Linked DNA regions of Homo sapiens: region 2 is linked to region 1. Evidence: chromatin contacts called from ENCODE Hi-C data. All regions are on one chromosome and are shown on one strand. The core of a region is the stretch at or near the end of the contact, and the rest is flanking DNA. Distances in the headings are between cores, read along the strand shown. Region 1 holds the start of LINC02268 (long intergenic non-protein coding RNA 2268). Region 2 has its middle 27 kb from the start of MIR4276.

Region 1 (4,129 bases), core at 667-3,166:
TTGTTACATTAATAATAAACATTAAGTTGAGGCATACTTCATTTAAAAACTATTGTTATGGGGAATGTAATGGAAAAGATAGACAATATGATGTTGGCAAAATGTGTTTCCTAACTGAAATGAAAGTTTTGAATTATTTCAAAAGCAAATGCTGGGGGATCTATAGTTTCCTGTTAGAGATGTATCTACATAGCACATCAGGAAGAGGAGCCGGGCGCGGTGGCTCAGGCCTCTAATCTCTGCATTTTGGGAGGCCAAGGCAGGCGGATCACTTGAAGTCAGGAGTTCAAGACCAGCCTGGCCAAAATGGTGAAACCCCTGTCTCTACTAGAAACACCAAAATTAGCTGGTGTGGTGGTGGGCACCTTTAATCCCAGCTACTCAGAAGGCTGAGGCAGGAGAATCTCTTGAATCCGTGAAGTGGAGGCTGCAGTGAGCCGAGATCATGCCACTGCACTCCAGCCCGGGCAACTCCAGTCTGGTCAACAGAGTGAGACTCTGTCTCCAAACAAACAAACAAAAAACAAAACAAAAGCAAACAACAACAAAAAGAGATGTCATTATTGCTCTGTGTAGACAAATCATCCAGATAATTTAATTTAGCCATTGAGAGCCTACCCTTCTTTCTTCCAAGATATCCCAAATAAAACTAACTGTAAAAGCAAATATCCTTGCTCCTTTGTCTAGACACCATTGCTACTTTCATTCTTGCTTTGGGCTGTGATGCTTGCTACTCCCTTTTTCTGCTGTCCCAAATTATGAAGCCCTTTTATTCATTTAAAAAGAATACCTATGCATATGTATAAATATATATATATATTTTTCCTTTTTCTAAATAACATTTTATTCATTTTGACCATGTGACTCATTCGTATGGTCAATGAGCCCAAGGTGTTGATGACTCTTAAACATGTTTCTCCTAGCATAAATATTGGTGGCAAAAAGCAGAATAATGATCATAGTTTTGAAATAGAGAATACCATTAATGTCTTTGATTTTTGAAAATGATATTTTAAAAAACAAACATGACTATGTCGTGATACCTTAAAATTCAGGCTGAAAACAATTTATTAGGTAATCCACTTCAGGTTTCTTTTGCAGGAGGATTATTTTCCATTTTCTTATGGATTATTTTCCATTTTCTTGCTAAAATCAGCAAAACATATATACATATAACAATATACCACTAGTTCATTAAAAGAACTTATTCTTTTTGTTCTCAAATCAAGCTCATTTTAGATTGACAATATCTTAATGCATTTTAGGAATATATTGTCAAGATTAAAATCTTACTTTTTATTAGCTGAAGTTGTATATATTCATTATATAAAACTGACTTATGTTGCATAGAATTAAAACCCTCCCCAGAGTTCATAGTTTTAAACAAATATGCATACATATCCAAATACATATTAAATCCAAAGCAAACAATAACTTTATGTTGACAGTGAAAAATGCAACCTTACATACATAGTCTACAAAACAACTGAAAAATTTTAAATGCCAGATATGAGGAAGCCAAAGAATTTTAACAATGAGAAATATGTTATGAATTAAAATATTCAATCTTGAAAACCTTTAAAAGTGAAAGTTGCACTGTAACTGCTTTCTAAGGTAATTTTTGCCACTTTTAGGAAAAAAGATGTTTACGTAACATTTTTAAAAGTACAATCATTTCTTACATAGCTTTATGATTGAGGATAACATTAGTATGCACATACAACATAACACACAAAAGCAAAGCTTAGAATAACATTTTAATTATGTTTTAGTGTATGTGAAATAATTTGTTTTTCTCAATTATATTCCTGGGTCAAGGCCTAAAACATTTATTTGAACCAGCTATATATCTTATTTTCATAAGGGTCTCAGGAGGCAGTAGTCATATGTTGTTACTTCAGCCCTCCACAAAGGCAATACAGTACAGATCTCTGTACTGTAAACGACAACAAGGACCAGTCACAATTTCAGTTCTTGTTACATTGATAAGACTCCTTCAGGTAAGAGATTAAAACATGCCTTTATTATTATAAGGTTAGTGACCATTTTAATGGAATAAAAAGATTATTCCTGTTGCATTGGAGATAGGAAATTTGGGATGTGAATGTATGAGGTAGGTGTCTTTTCTCTCTTGTGCCTGTATTGTTCAAAAGCTCTTTGACATTAGAAAAAGGTTAGCTCTATAATCTTAATATTAATATTTAGTATAAAATCTATGGAGAACACACATTATACAGGGAGCCAAAAAGTTCAACTCTTTTTTTAATGGAGAGAAGGTAAGTAGGTGATCTTCACAGACTAAGAGGTTTTGCCTTTTAACACCAACAACATAATACTATTTATATTTGCTCTATCATTGTGATTAACCTACCTTCCCCTTCCAAAAAAACACACTTAGCTTACTCACCTAACAGTAATGACATATATCATTTTAAAAACAAAGAATAGTTTCAAAATTAATTTTTTCTACCTAATGTGCGTGACTGATGTTGAAAAGTTAGTGAGGGTTACCCATATATTCACACATGTAAATTGTGGAAATAAGAGAGAGAGAAAAAACTCAACAGATATAATCTGTAAAGCTGTCAAAAGACTTTCAAATAGCGAATTCCTTCAGATCATATATTTCAATAGAAGTTGCTGTTTAAATAGAGGTCTCTCATTTGGTGGGAGGAGCTTTTAAAAGAAAAAATACTTGAAGATAAGTAATATTACCTTTGCCATTTGTTATGAAATAAATATATCATGAGGAGTTATGCTTCATTAAAATGTAATACTTATAGATGACAGTTTCATATGGTCAGATATAAAATGTATATATGTTTTACCAGGAAGATTATACAGTATTTTTAATCTTGATTTTTCATGACTTCTTGCAAATATGCATTTATTGCTTTCCAAACCATGCCTGGGAATGAAGGAGAAAAAATTGTTTTATCCGAAGAGTTAGCTGTTCTTCCTTGGTTCAATCAGGAGTAAGTTCTGATATCATAGAGGGGAATGTATTAAGATAATTCCTAAAATATAACTGTGCTTTTACTGTTTTGCCTATGCTGCCAGAAAGTTAAAAACATTTTGTTTCAAATAACTGTGTATGTTTAAAAGTCAAACCTATTATTTGCTATATTATTTGTCATGTGCTATAATTTGACAGAGGGGCAATATTTCTCCAAAAAGTAAAATTTTATAACCAAAGGCCATCAATTGTACAAACGACTAAGAGAATTAAATTTTATTAAGTTGGAAATGTAATTTATTCATTGTAACTGTTTTAAGAGAAATTAAGTGAGCACTTTGTATGTAGTTATCTTAAATGTTACGTGTATTCTTTTAGAAACTCTTTCTTGTTTTCCTTCTTTTCACCTTCAGTGTCCTGGCACGCGACTAGCACAAATCAAACCTTATCTGTCATAATAAACTATAGCGTTGGAAATTCTAAAGAGACTAAAAATTACTTAACGTCTTTAACATATTTGAAGTAATATTTATGAATAAGGGAGGGCTGTCCATTTTTGAGTTTCGTCGCGCCAATGGTTGAGGGATTTTCTCATTATCATCTCCTGATTCCCAGAGAAGAAAGCCAGCCGCGTGGCCTTAGGACCCCTGGCCACCGGGAGTGGAGGAGCGGAGGGTCTGCCCCAGCTACCCCTGTGGCCACCGCCTCTCCCTCCAGGTGTGTGTGGGGAGGGGGCTGACAGAAGCAGGAGGCGACTTGCTGAAGTAGGGAGGCCAGACTGAATTTTTCCAGGATTCCGGGACCTTATCTCTAGGAAGCACTTAAGGACTTACTATCGCATTCTTTATCTCACTGTCTTCCGACTGCCAGGCTGGGTGCCCAAACTTTGGCGGCTTTTTCACAGTTTCAACGGCAAGGGTGGGAGTGGGGCTCGGGAGCTGGAGAGGAATGGCACGTTACGCCCCGTTCGGTTTCAAGGCCATGATTGCATCGCTCTCTGGAACGAAGATGGCCAGGAATTCGGGCAGGGAGAGGAACCACTCAATGGCAAAGTTGGTAGTAACGTCGTGAATTGTAAAGAGGGATAGCCCTCTCCTGCAGTCTCCAAGCAAAACCTTTTTCGCAACATGGGTGCCTGTCCAGCTTAATTCTTTGCTATCTTTCTTACTCGTG
Region 2 (4,129 bases), core at 527-3,026, 230 kb before region 1:
CCAAAAAAAAAAAAAAAAAAATACAAAATGCCAGAGTTTCAGTACCAAGTAATTAAACACCTCCCAGACCTTTAAAAGTTTGCTCAAGGTCCATTTGATTTTTAACAGAGGCTTTAAATATATAGGAAGGAGAGGATAAATTTCCAAATCAAAATGTTCTTAATGGATGGCAACTGGAGAAAAACAATGGCAGGTTGTTTTCTCAGTCATTCTGTTAAGTTTGCATCATAAGACTTAATAAACAAAGAGTGTTTACAGCATACAGTGGCTGTGAGAACACAGGTGGAGTGTTAAGCATGTAAATGGCACTAGTATACATAACTAAGGTGTTCCATTTCCGAATGTGACCTCTCAAAATGACAGGGTTTTACCCTGGCATAGTGCCTCTGAACAATTAAAAGCAATAGATAGCCACTGTGAAGGTAATAGGATTTAATCTGTGTGTTCAGTCAGCTGCTATTACACAACTGGGAAAAAAACTGCATTCCTAGGTAATCTGAGTCTTAAAGAGACATAATGCACGTTGATCATTTAGTCCACTACATCCATGGACCTATTATCAAAGTTTCACAGAATCAGAAATAGGAGCTGAAATAGCAAGTGCTTTTCTGTCTTTACTCTAACATAGAATTATTCTCTATGAAATAACCACATACAATACCCCAAACACAACATTTTTTACATAAAGCTAATGCCCCCAGCTCACCACGGATATTTTCATAAACACAAAAGAACAGTTTTACTTTATACAAAGCAATAGATGTCTAATACATTCATATCCACAATTGCATCATGCATAGACAAAAATGCCATTAAATTATATTTATTTGGGCAATTTTATGATTTTCAGATTTGGACCAGAATTTTTATGCTAGTCTGTCACCTGTCGCCTGTCATACAGAATGTTAGTGCACACCAAAACCATCCTTGAAGATGCTATCTTCCCTTTATTAATCTCAGGGAACTGATAGTCTATCTTTCAATACCTTTCACCTCCATAGAGAGATGGGTTTCTGAATGTGCCTGTTGAATATACTCTTTCACCTCCAAGGGCCTCCAGGCTAAAGTACTGCTACAAAAGCAAAACTCAGGTTCAAGAGTGCCTATACCATACACAAGTTAAGTTTTTTTCTCACTGGTATTTACAAAACCTCCTGATTGTCTATAGCTTTTCTTGATAGCTGGGGCCATGCCTGAATGGCAGGCTAAGTCTTGTACATCTCTAAGATTTTGGATCCCCTTAGGCCAGATTTCTGGAATTGGAAGCGATTTGGAGAGAGCAATTTCAAATCTTTGCTCCAAGAAAGTAGTAACATAATTTCCCACTAAAACTATGGCGATTTGTATCTTTAAAGAACAAAAGCCAACGGACTGTCATCAGGCTCAAAGAAAATATTGGCATTTTTCAAAAAAAGCTAGTACTTTTTCAGCCCAACTCTTTTCTTTGGCAAAATCTTGTGGATCATATTTGGAACTTCTGTAGACATTTCAAACTCACAGATCCATGTGTTTTAAATGAAGATTGCCTGCATAGGCTATGGAACAAGATTTACCTTTATCACTGGATCACTACACCACAAAATGAACATTATTTGAAGCCACACCTTTTTTGTGAGGTTGACAAAACAAGGCAGCCAGATTTGAAAGGTTATGAATTCTGCAATGGAACTTGATTCATGGCATCTAATAAAGATATTTGAATGCTCCTGCCAAGTTCAGCAACAAGACTTGCCAGAACATAGAATCTCAAGTAAGCCTACCCTTAATCTTCTGTGAGAAAAGAAAACAGGCCCAACAGCAGCAGCGGCTGGATTTGAGAATTCATCCCTGCATTTTTTTCTCTTAATAAAGGTCAGCTATACCACTGAGAAACAACGTATCAGTAACACCTGATACTGTTCAGAACATTCAGCAAGAAGAGAGGCCTTCTGGTCATTTAGGAATGTATCTACATTGTATGAATTACCTCCTTTTTATAGTTGTTTATCACTAAATACAGACAGCCTTCGGATTATTCCAGTTAATTGGGAGTGAGAAGGATAGACGAGAGAGGACAAGATCAAAGAGATAGGCAATAAAAAGCTCAACTGTAGTTGGCTTTCAATTTTGTTTTTATTCTTGCACTGGAATATGGGTGTGCCTGGCATTCTGAGAATTTGCATTTCAGACAAAGTAATAAAAGTAGGCCATAGAGACCTGAATCTGAGAAACTGAAAAGTCCTTGGAGCTCTCTGTCTGCTCAACTTCTCCTGATCAACACATTCCCTGCTGGAAATGGACATTTCCATTTCTCCAAGTATTGTCTGACCTAAGTGGAGTGGAATGTTTCTTGTTTATCAACAAGAACATGAGAGCAAAATATTCTACAGAACGGATGATGTAAAATGATGATTGATTTATTGTTTCCAGAGAAAATCTGTGGAATAGAATCAATGTCCTTCTCGGGAAATTGAAACTTGTCACACATTTCAGAGATATTTAGCCTAATATATTTGATAAATGCATACATTTTTCAAAATGAGATTGCTTCTGGAGATTTTGCTACCTCTCACTTCCCCACATACCCACACCCACAAACTTCCCACATCCCTAAGAAACCGACATGATCCAGTTAGTGGTCCAGAGGGATGGAAGCCCAGGAAACGGCAGAAATAGACCCACCCCTGAGCAATGGAATAGTGAGAGACAGCTCAAGAACATCTTTCACCTGGAAGAGTGACCCCTCCCCAGTGCTGGGTCAGTGATATTGCTACAAGGTGAAGAAGATTTTAAAATTTATTTAACCTACACATTCTACCATTTTGAAAGATGTAAACATTTATATATTTGGCAGGTGGGATAAACTAAATGTTCACTCATGGAGATATTGCCATTAATGTGGCTGCTAGAAAAAGTTTTAGTACATGACTTTGAAGTTTTACAATCATTTTCCTAATGCCAAGTCCTTTAAATTACTGTGATGAGCTGAACAGAGTGCACAGATGACTTAAGTCTGGAAAGTTGTTCACCAGAAAACATTTCATTTCAGTTAGAGTTGTCTCAGTAGGACAGATACCTCTAAACAATACTAATTCAAGGCCTTGGCTAACATATTGGTTATGGAGAGCAGTGCTTTATCACCAAGTTTTGGATGCATTTGCGTAATATCTAGAGGATTGAATTATATACATGGCAAATCAAAGTGACAAATATTAGTTACACAACTTAAATTCTAAAAAATATCTAATGATGAGACATTTTAAATTAAAATCAGAAATTCATCCCTTTTTAAACATGAGTTGAAAAATTAACAACATTTTTAACCAATCTATGCAAAAGCAAGGAATGTAAACTTTTGTTAAATTAGTAAACGCTACTGATTTTATAATTGATGCTTTAAACTTACGTCTTTTTTTTTTTTTCTTAGACAGAGTCTCACTCCATCTGCCAGGCTGCAGTACAGTAGTGTGCTCTAGGCTCACTGCAACCTCCACCTTCCAGGTTCAAGTGATTCTCCTGCCTCAGAATCCCAAGTAGCTAGGACTACAAGCAAGCACCACCATGCCCAGCTAATGTTTGTATTTTTATAGAAATGGGGTTTCACCATGTTGCCCAGACTGGTCTTGAACTCCTGGCCTCAGGTGATCTACCCAAAGTGCTGGGATTACAGGCTTGAGCCACCGCACCCAGCCTCAACTTCCATCTAGATTGCAAAAAAGGATAATTTAGATCAGCTAGGCACTCACAAGATGATCAGTGAAACCCAGTTTAACTCAAATTGGCATTTTAACTCAATATGAACAAATTTTGTACTGAAGAAACACATTTTTACAAGCCAACAGAAATAGGGAAGTATAACTGCAAATACATAAGCTGACAGTAGGTAGGGAATAAGCCAAAAAAAATCTTCATGCTCTTTGGCATAGTTGGCGTAAATGTTGCCTGAAAGTATGAATCATAAGTACAAAGTCAATGCAGATGGGACAGCCCATATACAAAAGACCAGTATTTATCCTATAATATTCTCAGGACTAACTGTGACAGGTATTAGAAAAACATGCAACATAACAAAAAAAGTGAGAAAATGGTCATCCTTTTTCAAAGGATTCAATCTTGGTCATCCAAAAGTTGCTCTAGAGACTAGAGAATG

The links. A loop is a pair of places that touch in the nucleus more often than their neighbours do. Pooled maps may share reads with other maps.
Region 2: a loop to region 1 is called in a map of sigmoid colon, with 2.7 times the contacts of the local background. The contact joins the enhancer-like site here to the promoter of LINC02268 in region 1. A Hi-C loop is called at or near these places in 1 of 168 maps with a recorded cell type or tissue (sigmoid colon), 1 of 37 single-sample maps with no recorded cell type and 1 of 50 pooled maps.

The regions. Positions count from the first base shown.
Region 1 is chr4:174,218,185-174,222,313 of GRCh38, reverse strand. LINC02268 (long intergenic non-protein coding RNA 2268) reads left to right here and starts at 1,916. Exons shown (of 5, transcript NR_125896.1): 1 at 1,916-2,000.
Region 2 is chr4:174,448,243-174,452,371 of GRCh38, reverse strand. No RefSeq gene overlaps it. Among named protein-coding and RNA genes, the nearest start is that of MIR4276, 27 kb to the right of the region's middle. Within about 2 kb of position 1,776, at least 2 of the 41 ENCODE cell types and tissues checked have a DNase peak (open chromatin) inside an H3K27ac peak, as active enhancers do.